3 separate regions of the Homo sapiens genome follow, and regions 2 and 3 are each linked to region 1. Evidence: chromatin loops called from intact Hi-C (ENCODE). Cell type or tissue: heart right ventricle. All regions are shown on one strand. Region 1 overlaps OSBPL1A (oxysterol binding protein like 1A). Region 2 overlaps OSBPL1A (oxysterol binding protein like 1A). Region 3 overlaps OSBPL1A (oxysterol binding protein like 1A).

The links. Peaks named below come from ENCODE experiments on the same cell type or tissue, not always from the same donor. Only the 100,000 strongest peaks of a DNase experiment are listed, where the experiment ranks them.
Region 2: it touches region 1 in a loop (3-fold over the local background); 17 of 110 quality-filtered maps call a loop at or near these places.
Region 3: a loop joins it to region 1, with 6 times the contacts of the local background. A loop is called at or near these places in 63 of 110 quality-filtered maps.

What each region holds. Positions count from the first base shown.
Region 1 is chr18:24,268,848-24,276,847 of GRCh38, forward strand. The region is part of intron 15 of OSBPL1A (oxysterol binding protein like 1A); the gene reads right to left. Among named protein-coding and RNA genes, the nearest start is that of MIR320C2, 49 kb to the right of the region's middle. RefSeq lists a silencer at 5,292-5,505. In heart right ventricle, a CTCF peak has its summit at 3,365; DNase peaks (open chromatin) are centred at 2,784, 3,234 and 6,141; H3K4me3 peaks cover 3,781 bases; H3K27ac peaks cover 5,501 bases.
Region 2 is chr18:24,187,694-24,195,693 of GRCh38, forward strand. The region is part of intron 18 of OSBPL1A (oxysterol binding protein like 1A); the gene reads right to left. Among named protein-coding and RNA genes, the nearest start is that of CABYR, 53 kb to the left of the region's middle. RefSeq lists an enhancer at 2,312-2,606. In heart right ventricle, no CTCF peak of the experiment used is centred here; no DNase peak of the experiment used is centred here.
Region 3 is chr18:24,172,561-24,180,560 of GRCh38, forward strand. It overlaps OSBPL1A (oxysterol binding protein like 1A), which reads right to left. Exons shown (of 28, transcript NM_080597.4): 20 at 7,178-7,275; 21 at 5,453-5,635. Among named protein-coding and RNA genes, the nearest start is that of CABYR, 37 kb to the left of the region's middle. In heart right ventricle, CTCF peaks have their summits at 4,370 (motif pointing right) and 4,572; a DNase peak (open chromatin) is centred at 4,381.

The DNA.
Region 1 (8,000 bases):
TGCTAATGATTCTCAAATTTTTATCAGACACCTAAGGACAATCTTACTTGAACATAATAGCATGTCCAAAAGGCAACTCATCTTTCCACATTCCCTCAATTCCCTACCTTAATCACCTCTATACAGTGTGACTTGTGCCATAAAACTGGGTGTCACCTATGGCTCCACCTTCATTCCCCACATTCCCTGGAGTACCAGCTCCTATTCATGCCGTTTGTTTCTGAAGCATCTCTGCTCTGCATCCCCCTTTCCTTCTCCACAGTCACTAACTTGGTTCAGTCCCTGATTATCTCTCTTGAGTTCCTGCACCTGGTCGTCCTGTTTGCAGGCCTGTGCTCCTCTCTAATCCTTCTCATAAGGAGCAAATCTCATTAAATCTGATTAAAATCTTTCAGTGACTCTAACTGCCCAAGATAAGTTTCGAACTCTATAAGCATACTTTACAAAGTCCTTCAAAAGGACCCCGCTTCTATCTTTTAGACTGGACTTTCTCTTTATTCTTTCCCTTCCATTCCGGTCTTAACGATTTGCTAAAATTTACCCTCTTCTGTTGCTTCTGGGTATGTTGCACCTTCTGTAAGAATTTATTTAGTCACCTGACGCCGGTATAAGTCAGATGACTACATAGATTTTAGTCATCTAATTTTATGAAGACAGACTGGTCTAGCAGTTTCTTATAAGGTAAACAATCTATAAATATTTATCAAATGACTCAAAAAAAAGTCACAGAAAGTAACAGACATCAAATCCTCAATGGACCATTATAAAAATGTATAGGGGTTACACCCTTAAGACTCTGAAGTTAAAATGAAAGGAAAATTATGTCTGCCTATATAACTCATGCAAAATTAATCAGAGTACAAGCCAGGCACTGCATTCTATATTGGGAATATGGTACGGAATAAGACAAACACAGTCACATGCAGATTATAGTCTTGGTACCATCGTGAGATACAAAAACTTATCAGGATAGATCTTGAGTCACATCAAGCATGACAAGCCTAACACACACACACACACACACACACACACACACACCATGCTAATTAAAACCTTATGTATTTTGTTCAAAAATTCCCCAAAAGTTATCACAATGAAATCCAGCTTCAGTTTACATAAACTTCATTCTATTTATAACTTATGTCTTAGCTGCTTCCAAAATTAATTTGTAGCTATATCTCTGGACTATATATAAAATAAACTGAAAATTTTAGGAATATATGTTGAATAATGTGGACTGAATAACAATTCTAAATTTCTATTTTTAGAGGAATTAAAATATTTCTTATAATTCTCAGAAAGCTGATAAACAGTCATATATTTGAATGCCAGAAGTAGTAAGTTTAGCCAACCTTTTTATAAAGAATGTAAATGATAAATGTCAAAAATTGTACATGGAGCTTAGATTATGATGTTGCATAATTATTTTCTCAGTTATGCACAATATTTAAACATGCTCAAACTATTTATAAACCACCCTGAGTATCAGTAAGACCTTTGCTTTAATATGGAAAACCTAACAGGCTCTTTTACTTCCCCCCCATTATGCAGGGCTCACAACTGGGGGCAAAGAAATTATACGGGTCACTTTCACTGTCAATACAATCTCCTAAATTTAACCTTTAAAGGGTTTTTAAAGAGGGGAGACTAGAGTCCAGCAACTATATTCAGGCTGATACAAGTTCCTTTAAAACTCCAGTCTGGCAAAAGTAGCACTGGGACAGAGGCTGAAATAGCTCCCTGGTAGTTATGCTCAGATTAAATATCCACTAAACAGAAATTGAGTTACCTTGCCAAAGACATCAGCTTAGGGACTAAAAAATTTGATTTGGAGAGGAGATTAACTTCGGTGTGTCCTCAAAATGGAAAGCAAGTTTGTATTTAGACACCCCCCACCCCACCCCGTTTTCCTGCCTACACACTATTCCACCAACACACATTTCAAGCATTTTTCTCTCTCGAAAAAGATTCCTGCTAAGCAATGCCTTAATTCAGTCTTTGAACCTAATTAAAATTAAGAAACTTTTAATAGCCTTAATAACTCAGAAAAGCTGTACTAAGCTCTTCTCTGGCATCTTCCTCTCCTTACCACCCTCTCTCCAAACCCAGAAAAATCCAGCACAACAGAAAGCACAAAACAACTAGCCACATGCTCTGAATGCTAGGAAACGTGATTCCCCGCTGGTTTAGGCTACAAAGAAAGCCTGTGAGTAATCAAAAATCCTTAATCAAAACATTAAAGTTAAAAGCCACCTCCCCATTCCCCAACACAAATAGAATTTCCCTTTCTCTCCTTAATCCGCTCATGCACTTCTCGTATTCTTGGAATTTCAGCGGCCTCTGAAGAGCGGATGGTAAGTTCATCTCAATGTCAGCCGGAGCACAGCCATGCGAAAAATCACTAACTTGGAAGGTTATTTAGGACAATAATGTCTTTCACTGTCTTACTCCTCCCACTCCAGCCCTTCTTGACCTAATACCAATATTCAACTGAGAAACACATCAGTCCACGGGCTTTTTCCCCAGGGGCTCTTCCTGCAGGAACCCCACGGCAGGGAGACCCGCACTGGGAAGAGAGCAGGGTCTCCCGGCTGGTGCGCCCCTCCCCACGCGCCCGCGGCTGCACCCCACTCTGCACACACACGTCCAACTATTCTTGGATCTACTCACATCCCTGGATCAAGTCTGGCCGCCCTCCCCGCTCCGTCCCCCGGCGTCCTCCGTGGCCCCAGGCTGCCCCGCAAAGCCACCGAGCTGCAAATACACCCACCTACCTGGGCCAGATCCGAGGACCCCGGCTGGCGCGCTCCACCCTGCGCTCCTCGCAAGCTCCAGCGCGAATGCGCTCGGCCTGCTCCTCCTCCTCCCCTCCAGTCGAGCCGAGGCGAGCCGATCCGGGAGGCGCGACCCAGGGCGGCCCGCAAGGTCTCCCTAAGTCACCTTTGCGCAGCCTGCCCCTGGCTCCGGCCGGGCAGCAGCGCCAGCCTTCCCCAGCGAGGTCGGGCAGAGGCGTTGCCCGCCAGCGGCCCAGGACTCCCGCGCCGCGCCCGCCCGGGCCGCAGAGGTCTGCGCTGCCCCTCCGCCGCCGCTGGCTCGGCCGCAGACCCGCCCTCCGGGGCTCGCGGGGAGAGCGCGGGCGGGCGGCGGCAAGGCCTGCGGCGGGCGGCTCCCTGCGCGCGGCGGGCAGCGTCCGGGCCGCTCCTCCCCTTCCCCAGCGCCGCTGGCGGGCGGAGGCGCAGGTAGGGACCGCCGGGGAAGCCTGCACGGCCCTCCGAGGAGAGGTCGGGGACTGCTCCTTGGGCTCTACGTGAGTGCCGCGCCGAGGCGCCTGCGAGGTCCTAGAGCTGCTGTGCGCTCGGCCCTCTCCTGGAGACACCGGCCCTGGCAACTTTTTTTTTTTCTTTTTTCTTTTTTTTTTTTTTTAACCAACCCGCCCCTTGGGAAACTCTGGAAAGCAAAGGAATCTTCTCTCCAGTCCTGCCTGTCACTTACTCCGGCTCACGCTGAAGCGTTCGCGTTTACGGTTCCAAAACCAAGACTGAAAGGCAGTCTTCACATATTTATTGTTTATACCCTAGTTGGGACACTGAGCAACAAGGAAAACAACGGTATTAATCCTACTACCGTGAAACCTACTTAGGTAAAATTATTCCAGCCAGGCTTGAAGGGCAAAGGTTCAGAGGACAGGAAAACCCACCACCCAAATACCACACTTAAGTGGGATGTTCAGGTTAATGAAATTTATGGTTAACTGTAACACTCTGATGGAGGGAAAGAAATCTTTTTGTTTCAACATGTTTCAAACCTTTCACCTTACTAAAGTGTTTAACTCTGTCCTCATACTTTAGTGAGTTCAGAGTAAAAATGAACAAAATTAAATATTTCTTTCACAAGATCCTAGGTACTTTAAGTCCCATTGAAGTTGGTGGTAGCTGTAATTGCACTACAGACCTAGAATGTGTTAAAGACCATTCCAGGCCATGCTGGGAAAATTGGGAATGAATGTCAGTGAGGTTTCATGGCATCTTTGTTTTCATTGTTATTTTATTGTATTAATTAATTAATTTATTTATTTGGAGACAGAGTCTTGCTCTGTCGCCCAGGCTGGAGTGTAGTGGCACAATCTCAGCTCACTGCAACCTCCACCTCCTGGGTTCAAGTGATTCTCGTGCCCCAGCTTCCTGAGTAGCTGGGATTACAGGCCTGCACCACCAAACCCAGCTAATTTTTTGTATTTTTAGTAGAGACGGGGGTTTTGCTATGTTGGTCATGCTGGTCTCCAACTCCTGGCATCAAGTGATCCACCTGCCCTGGCCTCCCAAAGTGCTGGGATTACAGGCGTGAGCCACCACGCCCAGCCTCATGGCATCTTTGAAAAGTCAGTTCATTTCTTTTACTTTTTTCACTCAGAATAATAACTGTTACTGTACTTGGAAAAATCATGTATGGAAAGAGGAGTCCCTGCTACAGAATCTCTCCCTAGGCCCTGAAAATTAGAGAATGAATTCAGTTTATAAAAGTAGTGCTAGGTAGCAAAACAATGAACAACAAATTACCTTCTTGTTTTAAAAGGCAATCTACATGGCTCCTAAATGTGCCAGGTACTGTACTGAAGCACCTCACATAAAATAGCACATATATGCGCTCAATTTCAGATGTGGAAACAGAATTCCTAAACATATATTCATTTGTTCAAGGTCGAGGTAGCAGAGTTTAGATCCAGATTGGTCTGATCCCAAAGCCTGAATTTTTTCCTTTGTACATTCATTATTCATTCATTCAAATATTTATTCACCATCTACCACATGCCAAGTACCATGCTACAAAAATAACTAAGATACAGTTGCTTCCTTAGGAAGCTCCAGTTTGTGAATATATAATGATACAATATGATAAATGCTATGACAGCCAGGAACTCATGGAGCAGCAGGGACACCTCACCTAGTTTTGAAGGGTGGAGCCTGTATGAGGAAATGGTTACAGTCATCCAACAGAGCAGCCTTGAGAATTTATCTCACAGAACAGCAATGGGGAACTGTATGCTGGAGTCAGGGAAGACAGAATAAAGGGAGATAGGCAACCAAGATATTAAAAAACCAAATTGAACCGGGCACGGTGGCTCACACCTATAATCCCAGCACATTGAGAGGCCGAGGCAGGCAGATCACTTGAGGTCAGGAGTTCTAGACCAGCCTGGCCAACATGGTAAAACCCCGTTTCTACTAAAAATACAAAAATTAGCAGGGTATGGTGGTGTGTGCCTGTAATCCCAGCTACTCAGGAGGCTGAGGCAGGAGAATTGCTGGAACCCAGGAGGCAGAGGTTGCAGTGAGCCAAGACTGTGTCGCTGTACTCTAGCCTGGGCAACAGAGCGAGACTCCTTCACAAAAAAAAAAAAAAAAAAATTGACGGGACTTGATTAAAGATAGGGAGGAAGAAGGAGGATGAACCAAAGCCAGTTCCCATGATCCTGGCCTGAATTACTGAATGGGTGGCAAGTCTATGAGTTGAATGGATAACTCAGTTTGAGACACGTTGGTTTTGAAATGCTTCTGATATAAGCATATGTAAATGTTCAAAAGGCAGCTGGATATATTAGATCAGAACTCAGGAGAAGTCTGAGGTGGAGACATCTGAGTCCTCAGGGAATTCTAGTTAAAAGAATGGGTGACATCATCCAGGGAGAATATGAGGAGTGAGAAGGTCACTCGCAGAAACCTAGGTAATACTAATATTTAATACATAGGCAGATGAAAAAATGCTTTAGAAGGTGGCTGAGGCCAGGCGTGGTGGCTGAAGCCTGTAATCACAGCACTCTGGGAGGCCAAGGCGAGTGTATCACTTCAGTTCAGAAGTTTGAGACCAGCCTGGTTAACACAGTGAAACCCCATCTCTACTAAAATACAAAAAAATTAGCTGGGTGTGGTGGCGTGCACTTGTAATCCCAGCTACTCAGGAGGGTGAGGCAGGAGAATCGCTTGAACCCGGGAGGCTGAGGTTGCAGTGAGCCAAGATGGCACCACTGCACTCCAGCCTGGGCAACAGAGTAAGACTCCATCTCAAAATTAAAAAAAAAAAAGAAGGTGACTGAGGGGGAGCTGCTACAAAGGAAGGAGAAGCCAAAAGAGGCGGCACTGTGGAAGCCACAGCGCAATTCCAAAAAACAGGAAGTAGTCACATGCCAGGCCCTTCAGAGGACAAGCAAGACAATTTTTAAATGTCCTTTGATTTAGCAATAAGGAAATACTGGCAAGAACAGTTTCGGTGGACTTGCTGAAAATTAAGAAGTAGAAACAGAAAGTATCACATTTTCAAAAATGGAATTGGAAAAGGATGCAGGGAGATAGACAAAAGCTATAAATAAGGGGGTAGAGAATTCCAAAGACAGGAGCTATTTTTTGAAGCAAGGTCCCCAGAGAAGCAGAATGGAAGGAGACAGATGCCTCCAGCAAAAGGCTAGAGGAAAGTATAAGAGCAGATGCAGATAAAAACTGGAGTGAAGAGTGGTAGGGAGTGGAGCCATATACAGTGACTACCTCATGTTTAACAAAGGAATTCTGCTCAGAGTGGAAGGAGATCTGAGGGGACTACAGAGACAGAAGGCCAGAGACGGGTGCAGGCCCAAAAGAGCTGTGAAGAACATTAGGGAACAAAAGATATCAGGGTCACAAAATGACTACAGGACTGCCCGACAGCAAAGGAAATGAAATGAATGGAAGAGATCATGACTTTGTAGAGCTGTAAGTCCACATGAACACATGATCTCTCTTCAAAGATACCAGTGTCCAGTCCAAAGAAGCAGTACAGAATTCCAACCCTTCAGACGGTTCCAATGTAGGGTCTGAATCTTTCCATTATACCACAAAATTAGTCCCACTCTCTTTTTTTTTTTTTTTCTTGAGACGGAGTCTCACTCCGTTGCTCAGGCTGGAGGGCAAGGGTGCAATCTCGCTTACTGCAATCTCTGCCTCCTGGGTTCAAGCGATTCTCCTGCCTCAGCCTCCCGAGTAGCTGGGATTACAAGTGCCTGCCACCACGCCTGGCTAATTTTTTGTATTTTTAGTAGAGACGAGGTTTCACCATGTTGGACAGATTGGTCTCAAACTCCTAACCTCAGGTGATCCACCACCTCAGCCTCCCAAAGTGCTGGGATTACAGGCATGAGCCACCGTGCCTGTATGACATTCCAGTCATACAGTTGGGTCACAGCTTTTCAGCAGTCAGGAGATTTAACATGAAATATGTATAAAACACTTGATAAGTGAGCTTCTACTGACTTTAAATGGGCAGTTCTTACCTTGGAAAAATTGGTATGACTAACATCAAGGAAGCTCGATAGTACACAAAATGAGGAGGGCATCCTCTGGCAAGGAAAACTACAGAAACAAATATAATTCCAGAAACCAGTTTCTGGCATTTTGAATGGAACTCTCAGACCAGGCTAAGAAAAGACCCAGCACTCACATTCTGTTATACTGTTTCCAAGAAAACTACCCTAAAAACAGCATCTAGGTTTTTCTTCAGTAGATCAACCACCAACTTTACAAAGTATTTTATATATTGCCATTTTCTCAACAGCATAAGCAGTTTTTTTGTTTGTTTTTTGTTTTTTTGAGACAGAGCTCTTGTTTCCCAAGCTGGAGTGCCAATGGCCTGATCTCGGCTCACTGCAACCTCCGCCTCCTGGGTTCAATGGATTATCCTGCCTCACTCAGCCTCTCGAGTAGCTGGGATTACAGGCATGTGCCACCACACCTGGCTAATTTTTTGTATTTTTAGTAGAAATGGGGTTTCACCATGTTAGCCAGGCTGGTCTCGAACTCCTGACCTCAGGTGATCCACCCCCCACCCACCCTCAGCCTCCCAAAGTGCTGGGATTACAGGCATGAGCCATAGGCCATAGCAGTTTTATTTACAAATAAAATCTTCCTACAATAATGCCTCATTTATTTATAGCTCCTATGAAAACCTCGATTATGTAGATCATATCAGTACATCCT
Region 2 (8,000 bases), 81 kb before region 1:
TGCAGGAAAGCAAGTACGACTCAATGGCTGGGATACTTTGCCCTGACCCAGGGGCAGCTGAGCTGCAGAGAAGCTACAGAAGCAGCATGGCATAGGGACCTGGGCTTAAAAGGTGAGGCAGTGAGGGACAGGGTGCTGCCCTTCCTGAAGCCTGGGCCAGGAGGGATCCAAACACCAGGATGGCAGGGGTTCACTGCAGTGGCAACCAGTGACAGCCAGTAGGTGACACAGGCTATGCCATTTCTGGCTCAGCTCCCTTCCTGTTTTCTCCATTTCCCTTTATTGTACACAACAGCAGGGTGGGATTGATCATAAAGAAACTTTAAAAGTTTATTCATTAAAGAAAGGAAGAGCTTTACCTGTAAGTCTGATTTTGAATTTGTTTTTCCTGAAAAACACTCTTAAGGACTATCACATACTCATTGAGGAAGGAATAGATGGACCAGGGATGACATTTTAGTATTTATAAGACAGGAGTTCTTCCCTCAAAGAGATTCTGCTTTGTTTTCTCAGGAATACTGGCCTAGGGATGCAATCTTGCAACTCTAAAGCAATGCTGCGTGCACTGCCATTTCTCCACATCCAGCTCCGTGGGAAAACACAGCACGGCAGGATGGGGCAGGCAGCTGTCCACAGCCACGGGCTCCTCAACACCAGCCACCGGGCTTTCCAGGGGCTTGAAGCCAATGACAAAGAGGGTGGTGTGAACTCTGGAGACCAAGGCACAAAGGATGTGGGTTTATCATCAATTCAATAAGTAGATTTATTTTTTAATCATTTGAAAAGCTGCTAAAATTCTACAAGCCTCTTTTAATAAAATGTTGTAATCTATAATAATTTAAACAGCTTTCCATTTCTTTTAGTAACTCAGAATGAACGCATTCAAGAAAATGGAAAGGCACACGGCTGGGTCAAATAACAGAGAGGGAAGGAGAGGCAGAACCCAGACTGCCATAAAAACAACCTGGACCTTGGAAGAGTGTAACATGCTATTTTAAAATATAGCAACTTACTTGCAATTGTATTGCCTCCATCATCTGTAATTATTTTTAAATAATCTTACAATTATTTCAATTGCTAAAACCTACAGTTCCCTAGAGAGGTAGTGAAAAACTCGCTGACACAAGGTGTATTTTATTTCCTTCCCTCTTAGACCTCTTGAAAATTCACTGATACATCATTTTCACTTCCAATCCAATGAAGTCTGGTGCTGCATTCTCTAGATAATGTATACAACCAATATGTGTGTATATTCCAATAACAAGAAAAACAACAATTCACATTATGAAGACCAAGCTTCAGGAAGAAACACTGCCTAGAAACTTCTATCATTGAGAGCTTCAGGCAGCTGGAAAAGTTAAACATTTATGCCAAGCAATTCCAGCTAATAGCAAAGTTTAAATTTATCCATGCAAATTAATAGCAACCTATGATGAAACTGCAGAAACTCCTAACTGCAACTGCTCATTGGCTGACAAACTGAGAAGAAGGAGAGAAGGCTGTGTTTTCACTTGAGCACTAGAGAAACCTGAGAGCAAGGCCAAGTTTGAGCTCATCTGAAATTGAAAATATTGTATAAATGTAAAGTCAACCACTGTAACAGGGTAGAAGTGCAACTACTTTAGACCTGGGTTATAGAGAGAAAAATTCCCTCAAGTGCTAGGCTAGGTGTGTCTGCTCTGTTGCCCAGACAGCAGCTTGTGGGCAGGGTGCTCCCCCGCGTGTGTGACCTAAGCCCTGGTGGGTCCCCAGGGCTCGCTCCACTGACAGCCGGGGGCTGGCGGCAGTCAGCTGTCCCCTGGACAGAGCCGTGCCTCCTGCAAGATGAAGATGGCACTGGATGTTTCCTCTATGACACCTCTACCTCCCACAGCTACCGATAATGAAAAAATTCATTGTGCTTACATTTGAGGGCATCGCAGGGCCAAATGTCTTTCTTTCCCCATCTCATGCTGCTCAGTTCCCCCCGCTCCACACGATGCCTAGCATCTCATCTATTAGTTTATCACTGCATGAGGTTCTTGCCATCTGAATACCACCGATTACACGCAGATGAGTTACTCTAAGGTGTCCCGGGATAGCTGCCTGCGGCCGCTCTGGATGGGCAGTTTGAAAAAGAGCCTGCTGCCCTCGTGCCTTCTGTCCTCAGTCCTCACAGGCCAGCCATGGGGGACAACAGGGGCCAGAGTGAAAGACACGCAGGCAGAAAGGAAGGCGCCACGGAGTGGGAAAAGGCGGTGTGTTCATCATGTGTTTACTGAACCACAGTGTGGGCACCTCAGTGCAACCAATGAGAAAACGTGGAGAAGAAGGTAAGAAAAGCTCTAAGGAAAATGCTAATGAACATAATGATATTCCTTTCCTATTCTTCCTGCTTAGGAGCTGAAGAGCTTCAGAGCTGAGAGGTGGCGTGAACCCTCCTGCTAGGGGACTTCATAAAGGCTGGACAACACCTACACAGGAATGTGGAGAAACAATGGAAGCATGGGCTGCAAGCTTGCCCTGGATCACTCGGCATTTGTGGCTTTAAGGGAATCTACTTCCACATGCATTTTTTCCTAGAAACTGGCAAGTCTCAGATGGCACCTGCACTGGAGGGACCGTGCTGCTCCTCTTTGCTCATTTCCCCATTCACAGTTGCCCTCTGCTACTGAAAAAAAAAAAAAAAAAAAAAAAAAAAAGTACTTAATCTCCTACCATGCTGAATCTTGGCATAGTATTTATACCTGGAAATGTGAAAACCTCCAGGGCACCAGAGAGGGAAGTTTAGATACAGTACTGTTACCAGCAAAGCCTCTTTTACTCAAGAACCATTAACTTACATTAGGGCTCCTTGACGTCCTGTTTCAGTTAAGAGAAAGACACGACATGAGAAATAGGGTCTTCAAGCCATTTCTCCCCAGGTTGAAACATTCTGATCTTAGACCACTGTAGAGTGTGGGGGTAGAGATACCAAATTTTGTTTAACTATCTTGCTCCTTCTATCCTCTGTCGCTCTAGTTGGTATTTATAACATGCCAGATTTGGCAAAGCTCCAAACCTTATCTAGCTCCGCATCTATCTTAGAGTTGGAATGCAAGAATAGCACTGTTGTCATGGTGGCATATAGGGTATCACATGTTTATCTGATTCCAGAAATAATATCTCATCCCTTCTGACAGTTACTCTGACCCAGTGATATGTCTGGGCATGAGGTCTGGCCCTATGGCTATGTAGCAGACATTCTGTACTGGAATGAATGAGCTAAACCTTCAGTTTGTGGGAAACATCTTAAGATTCATGGTGAGATAAAAGCATTTTATCAAAAACATACTGGCAAAGGTTTACTTCAGTGAAAATTATTCCAATTTTCTCAACCCTTTCTCAGTATTGCAAGGTACAACTGAGTGATAAAAACAGTTCAATGAATTGAGATCGGAGAGCTTGGGAAAAGCTTCTCTGGTGTATTTCCCAGAGGCCAAGAAGCCAATGACTAATGAAAGGTAACAAAACCTTGTGCAAGTTAGAGTTTTTCAAAGTTGTGTTTTTAGTAACACTGAAGGGAGTCCTAATTGAGTTGTTAGCTTATAAATCACACACACAAAAATTCTGTAATATAATCTGACTTTTGGCATCTAGTGGAGAAGGGGGTCAAAGAACTGAATGACATTACTGGACATTTTTTTAAAAACCCAAAAAACTCCTACTCCCATCTGTCTATTAATATGAGCAAAGCTCTCAATCCTGGCATCTATTCAAAAACAAGAACATAACTGTTACTGAAGATCCTGTCTCATTCTAGCAGCAAGTGATATTCATCTCAGATATCTAAAACCAATTGAAAAAAATTTTCACTCATAACATTTTACCTTTGTTAATATTTTCATAAATTTTATAATGTTTACAATTGTAATCAAATACTAACATTTATAACAATGCAAAGAAACCTTTAGTACTAAAGTCTTATAGAATATAGCTTTTTAAATTTTAATTTTTATACATATTTCTGCAGTAATGAAGTATGATGAAGTAATCGATAAAAGACCCTCAGAGATTAAAACAATTGAGTTAACTCGGTAAATGGAGCTAATGGAAGAGAGATGATAGCTGAAGGTATGCACATGGCTTCTGGAACTCAGTTTCACCCCTACAAAAAGGACACGAAGTTAACTGAGTTATCCTATAGGAAGGATAAAATGGAAATACAAATTAAAGGAGACATAGAAGTATAAGCTTTTCAATGACTGAAGAATAGCTTGCTCATGTATTTATTTAACAGAATGACAGTGGCAATCAAAACTCGATGGTATGTGGATTCCACTAGCTACCTTTAAAAGAATGATACAACACTTTTCTTTCACTTTAAGTAGTCGGTATTCCTGATGTACCAGACCTTTGTCACCTCTTGCAATAATCCAGGACTATTCTATTACTCCAAGACATTTGAACACACACAAGGGCAGCACGCACATGGCCTTGAGCTCAAGTACCTCCTCAAATTTTGTGCTGAGGTCCTGGGGCTGGTTGCCTAAGTCACTGAGCATGAACACCAACGACCTAACCTCTGGCTGAGCCCTGCTGAGAAAGCCACTGGAGCAAAGGGATGGAGGAGAAGAGGAGGACGGAAACAGGGTACACACAGGACATGAGGCTTTCGGATTAAAGAGTCCTGTGACAAAGGGGAAACAAGCAGAAAGAAATAAGCAAAGGCTTCAAATGACTAAGCAGTGTCAGGATTAGTTCTCAGGAGCCGGAGATTTGTTTGTTTGGTAAAAGCTTCAACCACAAACAGATTTAGGGTTGAATTCCAGTTAGGTAAAGTATTCATTTCACATTGTATAATCTGACATTTTGATAACATAATCCTGCTCAAAACAGACTGGGAGAAGAAAAGAAGGATGTCATCAGTATTGGAAATCAAAGTGGCTAAATGCTATTTGGAAAAAGGTAAAGTACAACGTGCAGGTGCATGGGAGTGGAGGAGATGGGGCAGAGTGAGCCCGGCTGGGGATGGGGCTGCAGACACGGGGGGCCAAGATGACAAATGCATGGAGAAGAACCTCTTCCTTTCCTTCCTAAGACAGAGTGAGACCTAGACCATATCTGGCAGATAAGAATATGTACTGTGAATTTAGAAAAGCCACATATTTTGAATAATAATAGCATTACACCATAAAATGATATCATCATAGCATACAAATCTGGGGCATTAATTGTTACGGAAAAAATGGGATGAGGACTCTGGTTGAGTGTGGAATTGTGGGGCTGTCACCCGCAGGATGCTTACACCCCGCACTCTGTCCTGGCACGCTCCTCACAACAACAGAGAGCAGGAAGAGCTAAGGCTCAGTATCAAATTTCCTCTTCCACTCTTAGGACTTATTAACAAATTAAGAAGCTGGGTAAATGGAGGTAAGGGAAGAGAGATGATAGCTGAAGGTATACACATGGCTTCTAGAACTCAGTTTCACCCCCACAAAAAGGACACGAAGTGAAGTATTTGGATTAATGTGATAGAATCAGAAACATGCAGGCTGGGCGCGGTGGCTCATGCCTGTAATCCCAGCACTTTTGGAAGCCAGGGTGGGTGGATCAACTGAGGTCATGAGTTCGAGACCAGTCTGGCCAACATGGTGAAACCCCATCTCTGCTAAAAGTACAAAAAATTAGCTGGGCATGGTGGCATGCACCTGTAGTCCCAGCTACTCGGGAGGCTGAGGCAGGAGAATCACTTGAACCCGGGAGGTGGAGACTGCAGTGAGCCGAGACTGCACCACTGCATTCCAGCCTGGGCAACAAAGTGAGACTCCGACTCAAAAAAAAAAAAAAAAAGTGGTAATATTTGTATTTCTCTCTCAAGACTCCTCATTTTTAATCTTTACTGTCGCTTAGTGCTTATACCTTGATTGTGTCTGCTGCCTAAGAGAGAAGGTCCTACAGCAGACAGTGCCCAAAGAACAATATTTCCAAAAGCTAGGTGATCTCCTTTCAATCCACATTAATAAAAATGTTCTTTCAGAACATTTGTCTCCTATGAACCTCAGCAGAAAGAAGTTTCCAAAAACACGACTTCCCCTGAAGCTCTCTCTCTATGCTTTGAATCAGTAAGTTCTAGAGATATGATTCAGAACATTCTATGGAACCCTTTCAACCCAAACAGCTCTATGTTTATTTGTTGTATTTTATTTATGATTCAGCATAAGCATTTACTTGTACAAGAAGTTATGTGCCTAAACATAAAAGTAAAACCGCATTCTAGAGAAACAGAGTATCTTTCAGAACATAGCAGGTGCAATCCAACATAACATCATCTCCTATCTTTTAAAAGAATGGTTAGTCTCGATTTGGACGTAAACTAGACAGATTGCTAGTCACCTTCATGAACAAATTCATAACACCAACACTACAGCTGACACCCAGTGAAACAGGAGAGAGCAGGAGAAAGGAATCAGTCAACAGAAATACAGAAAACTGTATATTCTAAAGTGGCCAAAAAGACTAAACCATATCTGAAATGTTCATACAAACTCCTTTGACCAAATAACCTTACAAAGATACAGTACAAATTCTATAGTAACTCAGAGCAGTGTTTTTCAAATGGTGGGTCTGGTTCATTAACAAGTTGTAAAATAAATGTAACGAGCTGGAATCAATGTTACTTTAATATAATAGAAAATACAATTTGTAGTAATGATGAGCATTCTTTTGTGAAACTGATTTTAATTTTAAGGACATGCATATATACATATTTGCATACTGGATCATAAAGGTAAACATATTTAACTAAGGGTTTGAAAAATACTGACTCTGCAGAATACAAATAAATACTAATTTTTATCTTGAAATTTTCAGTTCCAAAGAGACAAACGTGTGTTACTGTCATCTGTCTATATACATTTGCTTTGTCCTGTTGAATCCTAATAGAATTGAAATAAAATTAGAGCTCAAGTCTCATTCTCAGCTGTGATTAATGATAATATGAACTATTATTTATTGAGCGCAACGTTAAACCAGGAATAGTTCCAGGCATTTTACATAAATTATTTATCGCTCAATACACCTACCTCTAAGGTACAAATTATGATGCTAGTTCTACACTGGATGGAATGCTACTCACGTAGGAACTGCAACTTGCTTGGGGTCTCACAGCCAGGAAGCGGGAGAGCGGGGATTAGATCCCACATTATCAGGCTCCGAAATTTAGATGAATTACTCTCCATGCAGGAGTCAAAAAATATTTGTTTAAAATTAATGTTTATGAAATTTGTTCCTTGGAAATTACATTTAGGAAGTTTCAGATTTCATTATCCACTCAGAGAAGAGAGACATTGGAAAAATGCCAGAGGCCAGGCATGGTGGCTAAGGCCTGTAATCCCAACACTTTGGAAGGCTGAGGTGGGAGGACTGCTTGAGCCCAGGAGTTCGAGACCAGCCTGGGAAACATAGCAACACTCCTTCTCTACTAAAAATACAAAAAAATTAGCCAGGTGTGGCACGACGCGCCTGTGGTCCCAGCTACTCAGGAGGCTGAGGTGGGCGGATAAATTGAGCTGGGGAGGTTGAGGCTACAGTGAGCCATGAGGGCACCACTTCACTCCAGTCTGGGTAATGAGCCCCTGTCTCAAAAAAATGAAAAGAAATGAAATGAAAAAAGAAAGAAAATGAAAAGAAAAATGCCAAAGTGGGTATCTCTGCAGCGGACAGGATTTCAAGCCACAGAATGAAGTGTGCATGAGGTGACTGTACTTCCCAGCACAGGGAAAGTTCTGGAGTGCTCCCAGGGTACACATTCAATTGCAAAATGTTAAAAGGTAATGTCCAGGCAGATTCTTTTGTGCCACATGACTTACATGTTCGGTGGTCCAAGGTCACACTAGGAAGAGTTATGAGAACTTTACCCAGAATCCTAGCCTGACTGACATCAGGGTGGTGGTGTTGACTACTACCTTCAAGGGAATCCAAGGATTTCTATGAAAGGAAATGCTGCCATCTCCCTACCTCCCCCCACATCAGATCCACCT
Region 3 (8,000 bases), 96 kb before region 1:
ATTACTCAGAATAACAAACCAGGCTGCTTGAGATAACTACGTTCTAAGCCTTTAAAAATTCTATTGATGTTAACTCACCATAAAATTGGGATCATTTGCCCATTCTTGTTTCTTAAAAGGGAGTAACAGCTTAAGAAAAAATTCTATACTTCCACCAAACTCCAAATAAACTACGTACATAATCATTTTAAGCATTCAAAAGTGTCATGAAACATTAAAAAAAGCTAAAGTAGAGACACAAAATAAAAAGTCTATTTAGCACTTTCTAGAGAAAGTACCCTCCAGCTCACCAAAGGAAAAAAACTCATCTATGTGAATAAACTCTGATTTTATAATCCTATATATCCAGAGGAATAGAAATCATTCTACCATAAAGATACATGCACGGGAATGTTCACTGCAGCACTGTTCACAACAGCAAAGACATGGAATCAACCTAAATGCCCATCAATGATAGATTGGATAAAGCAAACGTGGCACACATACACCATGGAATACTATGAAGCCATAAAAAAGAACAAGATCATGTCTTTTCTGGGAATATGGAGGAGCTGGAGTCCATTATTCTTAGCAAACTAACGCAGGAACAGAAAACCAAATACCACATGTTCTCATTTATAAGTGGGAGCTGAATGATGTGAACTCATGAACACAAAGAAGGGATGAATAGACACTGGGGCCTACCTCAGGATGGAGGTTTGGAGGAGGGAGAGGATCAGAAAAAATAAGTATTGGGTACTACGCTTAGTACCTGGGTGACGAAACAAACCCGCATGACAACAGTTTACCAACAGAACAAACCTGCACATGTACCCCCAAACCTAAAATAAAAGTTAAAAAAAAAGTTTTATTTTACTTTTTATTTTTTTTGAGACAGAGTCTCGCTGTGTCACCCAGGCTGGAATGCAGTGGCGTGATCTCGGCTCATTGCAACCTTCACCTCCCGGGTTCAAGTGATTCTCGGGCCTCAGCCTCCCGAGGAGCTGGGACTACAGGCACGTGCCACCATGCCCGGCTAATTTTTGTATTTTTAGTAGAGATGGGTTTTTGCCATATTGGCCAGGCTGGTCTCGAACTCCTGACCTCAGGTGATCCACCCGCCTTGGCCTCCCAAAGTGCTGGGATTACAGGCGTGAGCCACCGCTGCACCTTCATATATTTGTCCTTAGATATGTGTCTTTTAATTTACATAAGGTAAAATTCATTTTTGTTGGTACTCAGGTTTATGCTTGCACAGATCTGTGTAACCACCACCAACACAATCAGGATCCTAAACAACTCCTCCACCCACAAACACTTTGTTCATACTTCTCCTGGTAGTCAAACCTTTCTCCACTCCTAATCCCTGGATCTCCAACTCACTCCTTATCCCCAACAACTGATCTGTTCTCCATTGCAATAGTTTTTCCTTTTCCAGACGTCATATAAATGTAGATTACCTTTTGAGATTAGCATCTTCAATTTGTATAATGCACCTGAAATTCATCTGTGTTGTTCTACGTATCAGTCTTTGTGCTGAGTAGGATTCCGCTGTATGGATATGCCACAGTTTGTGTGACCATTCACCCACTGAAGGGCATGTGGGCTGTTTTCAGTTTTTGGTGATGATGAATAATGCTACTGTAAACATTTGTATACAGGTTTTGGGATGAACGTAAGTTTCCATTTCTCTAAGGCAAATACCTAGGTGTGATATTGCTGAGTCATGTGGTAAACATAAGGTTAACTGGATGAGAAACTGCCAAACTGTTCTCCAGGGTGGCTCTACCATTTTACATTCCAACACCAACAATACACAGGTTGAGCATTCCAAATTCAAAACTTGGACATCTGAAATGCTCCAAAGTCTGAAACTTTTTGAGCACTGACATGACACTCAAAGGAAATGGTCACTGGAGTATTTCAGATTTTGGAATTTTGGATTTGAGATGCTAAACCAGTAGGTATATTGCAAATATTACAAAATCTGAAAATATTCAAAATCCAAAACACTTTTGGTATATTTTAAAAAACGGATACTCAACCTGTATGAGATTTCTAGCTCCTCCACATCCTTGTCAGCACTTGGTATTGTCAATGTTTACAATTATTTTGATTTTAGACATTGTAATAGGTATAAATATAAATTGTAATAGGTATAAATAGGATAGCTCATTGTGGTTTTAACTCTGCAGTTCTCTAATAACTGATGCTGTTGAACATCTTTTTAAATTTTTATTTATTTTTTTTTAGAGATGAGGTCTTATTCTACTACCTAGGATGGAGTGCAGTGGTGGATCATAGCTCACTGCAGCCTCGAACTCCTCGGCTCAAGTGACCCTCCTGCCTTAGCTTCCCTAGTAGCTATGACTACAGGCATGTGTCCCCATGCCTGGCTAAATTTATTTTACTTTATTTTTTTAGAGACGGATTTTCACTATGTTGCCTAGGCTGGTCTTGAACTCTTGGCCTCAAGCAATCCTCCTGCCTCAGCCTCCTAAGTAACTGGAATTATAGGTGTGAGCCACTGCAATCAGCTGACTTCATGTGCTTATTTGCCATGTGTATGTATATATATATATATATATATATATATACACATATATATATATATATGAAGTATCTATTCATTTTTTATTGTTCTTTTTTGTTGTTGTTGTTCCAGAGACAGGGTTTCACTCTGTTGCCCAGGCTGGAATACAATGGCGCAATCATGGCTCACTGCAGCCTCGAACTCCTGGGCTTGAGAGATCCTCCCACCTGAGCCTCCCAAGCAACTGGGACTATAGGTGCATGTCACCAAACCTGGCTATTTTTAAAATCTTTTACTAGAGACAAGGATCCCACTATGTTGCCCAGGCTGGTCTCTAACTCCTGGGCTCAAGTGATCCTCCCACTTCAGCCTCCCAAAGTGCTGGGATTACAGGCATGAGTCACTGCGCCTGACCTTATCATTTCTTACTGTTGAGTTTTAAGAATTCTTTATATATTGTGGCTACAAGTCCTTTGTTGGCTATATGATTTGCAAATAATTTTTACTATTCTATAGTTTATCTTTTCATTCTCTGAACAGTATCTTTCGATATAAGGTTTTTAATTTAATAACATCTAATTTATCACTTTTTGTCTTTTATGGGTTATAATTTTGGTATCATATCCATAAGAGTTCTTTGCCTAATCCAAAGTTGTAAGAGTTTCTCCTATGTTTTCTTCCAAAACCCTTAGTTTTACATTTTACGTAAATGATCTATTTTGAGCTGATTTTTGTAAAAGGCGTGAGGTCTAGTTTGAGGTTCATTTTTTAACATATAGATGTCCAACTGTCTCCATAGCACAGATGGTTGTCTGTGGAAAGGACTATTCTTCTTAGCTGTATTGCCTTTGCAGCTTTGTCAAAAATCAACTGACCACATTTCTGCGGGTCAATTTCTGGATTCCCTTCCCCGTCGCATTAATCTATACTTTGTCTATAGTTTGGCCACCACCACACTGTCTTGATTACAACAGCTTTAGCATTAAGCCTTAAAATTGGGTAGTGGGAGTCCATCAATTCTGTTCTTCCTTTTCAAAATTATTTTGGCTGTTCTGTCATTTGCCTTTCCATACAAACTTAGAATTCGTAAGTTAGAATCAACTTCTCTGTATCTATTAAAAATCATCTTGGGATTTTGATTTGGACTGTGCTCATACAGACTGCTTATAGATCAGTGAGGGGTGAACTGACATCTTAACTATAATTGAGGCTTCCAAATATATCGAGACAGTGTGTCTCTGCATTACTGAGGTAATTCTTGATTACTTTCAACAGTATCTTGTAGTTTTCAACATACACATCCTTTACATATTTTGACATTTGCATTCTGCCATTGAGCCTATCCCAGTTATTATATTCTATTACTATATTTTTAGTACTAAAATTTCCAAAAATACTTCTATTTTTTTTTTTTGGCTAAAATGTCTTTTTCTATTTTAGTTTGTTGAGATTTTCCTGTTGCTTGGTATGCTGAATGATTTTGGATTGTATTCTGCACACCTGAATATTGTAAGACTCTGTCCTCTTAACCTCTTCTGGAGAATACTGATAAAAATTTTTTTTAGTAGGCAATTAACAGAGTTTCAGGCCAGAAGTCCTGACTCTCCTCCTGTGAGCTTTCATTCCAGTGTCAGTTTAATTTTCAAAGCCTCTGTAGTGCTGCTCAGATCCACCCCTCAATAGCCATCCAGGGACCTGGCTCTCAGGCCACACAGCATTTCAGATCCTGAGGCCCTTGTGTACCCTTCTGGGTCATTTCAATGCATGTGTGTAGGGATGAGCGTAGGAACTCATAATGCAGCTTCAGGGGACCCCTTTCTTGAGCTCCCTCCTCTTTGTGGTTTCCCCAACACTCTTAGACACCAGGGGGCGCTTTCTCTCCCCTCCGGCTGGCAAGCTGGGGTTTGAGCCTCTCTGCTCTGTCTTGTATCTCCCACAACTAGGTCTTCTTCTGGGGCAAAGGGGTAAAAGAAAAGAAAGAAAAACAAGTAACAGGAATTCTCTCACACTCTTTGAACCCCAGGGGTTCCTTTACTCAGTTTCTCTGGCCAAAGAGAAGGACTCTGAGGTACGTGTGTGATTGCCACAGCCACCATCGCAGCAGGAGTGTAGCTACAGACCCTAGTGCTTGCTTTGGGGCAAGGCTGTGAGACAAAATTAAAACAGGATTTCCCCTATTCTCTACTTCCTGCAAGGGTATCTTTCTAGGTCCTTTAATTAGAAAGAAAGAATTACTCTCAGAACTTTTTCGGTCGGCCTCTAATCCCCAGTTCTGCAATTTGCTGCTCTGATTCTGAGCCAGATTTGGGAGAAATATATAAAACCAGTAAACTCACTGCCATATTGGTGTTCAGGTTTTGATTTCTCTCCCCAGTCTGCCTGCTACTATCTACTTTTCAGAGTCTTTGGGTTGTTGCTTTGTCTTCTGTCCGGGGTATCTAGTTGTAATCAGTGTTAAAGAGATAGGGTATCGTATGCTTATTCTCTCCTAACTGGAATTAATTGTGGATTTAAAGCTAATCTTACAAAAGAAGAGAACTCCCAATTTATCTAACGCCTAACATGTGCCACACAATTGTCATTTCATTATTTCTCAGAGTGAATTCATTTTGAAAGATCTGTAAACAAAACATTGGCACAAGGATATAAAAAAGCATGTTTCATAAGAACTGTCATGAAGCAATTAACTCCATCGATCTTAAAATAGATCCAAACACCAGAGTCAAAAATCAAGTTAAACTATTTACACATACCCAGATTAATTAGCAATGGCTACTGCCATGTTTCTCAAATTCTTTTACATAGACGTAGACAGTTTGCACTGTATGAAAGCTGTTTCTTTTTCTCCAGCTTTTGAACAGTAAGGTCAGCTGAGTGTGCATGTCTACACTTACAGGCAGGTCTACATGAAAAGAGTGTAATGGCTTGATCAGAACTCACTCAAGGAGCTCCAAGGTGATGGTTCCTTTGGGTTCTGCTTCTACACTCTTCCCCCAGAATTTCAGTTTGGGATAGATAGAGCCATGAAAGATGAAGTCATTGTTTAATCCTTCAGCATGAAATGCACTGATTGGTGGGTGATGGCTGACCTGTTCGGAGATGAGTCTAAATCCAAGGTCATCTCTTAAGATTTAAAAAAAAAAAAAAAGAAAAAAAAAAGCAACATTATAATTAACTCTATCATTAAACATGTACATAATTGCCCTTTCAAAGTAAACAATTCTTTTGTTGTTGTTGTTGAGACAAAATCTTGCTCTGTCGCTCAGGCTGGAGCAGTGGCGTGATCTTGGCTCACTGCAACCCCTGCCTCCCAGGTTCAAGCACTTCTCCTCCCTCAGCCTCTCGACTAATTGGGATTACAGGCATGCACCACCACACCTGGCTAATTTTTGTATTTTTAGTAGAGACGGGGGTTTCATCATGTTGGCCAGGTTGGTTTCGAACTCCTGACCTCGTGATCAACCCACCTCAGCCTCCCAAAGTGCTGGGATTACAGGCATGAGCCACCATGCCCGGCCAACAATTCTTTATTCTCATTGCAATGAAACAACTTCATATATGAGAAATTATACAAATGCAACCCAAACCACCAAATCCAATGTTGTAATGCTAGCTACTTGAACAAATTAAAACAAAGAACACCCAGATGAATTTGAATGATTTGCATGAAAAAATATTAGTCATGTAAATTTAAAACACATCATTCCTTTTACATTAGAGAAATCTAGTGTGTCCACTTTCAAACATCTAGGGAATAAATGAGATCAAAACTTGTGCAGAGAAGAGGAGGAACGCATAGAAAAACTAAAGCCAAATAAAGTCCCTTAATCATATATAAACAAGACACAGGCTAGCTCAAGCAAACAGAACTGCACTTACAGATGCAGTCATTGGCTTCATGCAAACAATATATACTTATGCTAATATATTTTATTTATATTTTTTAATAAAGAGATATTTTTATAAGAGGGCCTCACTGTTGCCCAGGCTGGAGCGCAGTGGCTAATGATGGGTGCAAGCCCACCACTGACCAGCACAGGAGTTTTGACCTGCGTCCATTTCTGACCTCCCTCTCCTGGGAGGTCACCATATTCATGCCAAACTTAGTGCAGACACCTGGCCAGCATAGTGCACTACAGCCCAGAGCTCCTGGGCTCAAGAGATCCTGCTGCCTCAGCCTCTCAAGTAGCTGGGACTATAGGCCTGTGCCACCACAACCCAGCTAATAAACTTTAAATGATTATTTTTAGGAGATATACCTGAGGTTAAATGACGAGTTAATGGGTGCAGCACACCAACATGGCACATGTATAGATATGTAACTAACCTGCACATTGTGCACATGTACCCTAAAACTTAAAGTAAAAAAAAAAAACAAAACAAAACTCGATCATGTCTCATGATCTACATAAGGAAAAAAGGAGGGTGATTAATCCCATGTGATCAGGAATACAAAAATCTTTGCAATTATTTCTTATAATGGTACCTTTTATATATGTTTCAGTATTTTTGACAGTCTCTAAAATAATAGCTATCCTAGAAACAAACATCAAAATTGTTAACTTGCTCCAGTCCTATATAATTGTTATTCGTGATGACCAATATGTATGTATTTCTCCTCTTCATCTGCAACGCTGTATAAAGCATGCAAGTGAAAGGCCTCACCGCACTAATTCATAAGTCTCTCCCAGCAGTGGGTTGAAAGGTTTTCCAGTCCGTTCCCACTGAGAAGCAACAGCAGATACAGCAAACGCAGCTACACACTGTGGGACAGAGCATGAGAACAAGTCAAAAATAGCCGAGCTCGCTCCGCATTCTTTTAGGAACTGAAATTTTGCTGAAGACAGTAATTTACAGAATTATTTTGAGGAGTTTCATTACTTTGGAGTTTTAATATGGCTCTAGCAGTGGGACATGGAAACTTGGATATTCAGAATGAAAATTACTTTCAGTTGCTTCCTACAGTGTTATTCCCAACCATGGTTTTCATCACACTCTAACAGTGCTACAAATTCTCTCAAGGACTTTTAAAAAACCCTCAAGTCCAAAGTTACTTTTAATTCATTTAAAAATTTTTAAAAGTATGACACTCCAGGATTGGGGAAAGAGATATAAAACTCCACAACTTAATTGGTGTTAAGTCCACTGAGGTTGGAAAATGCTGACTTATATAGATGAAAGGACAGAAAGACTCAGTTTAGAATGCTATTGCTTTGTTGAAGGAGAACAATGTGTCCACTATACTCTACCTCTAACTAGTCCATCCATGTACAACATATACAATCTTCCATCTAAAACATTAAAAAGTGCAATTCCTTGCCGTCTTTTAACATATAGCAATGTATATATATTTATATACACAAGTAAGCACAAACATATTTTTCTATTTTGTGTGTGTGTGTGTGTGTGTGTATGTGTTAACTTCTTCTTGGAAACACCCCGAGAAAGTCTGAAAGAAGAAAGGTTGAATTCTTCCCCTAACACAACG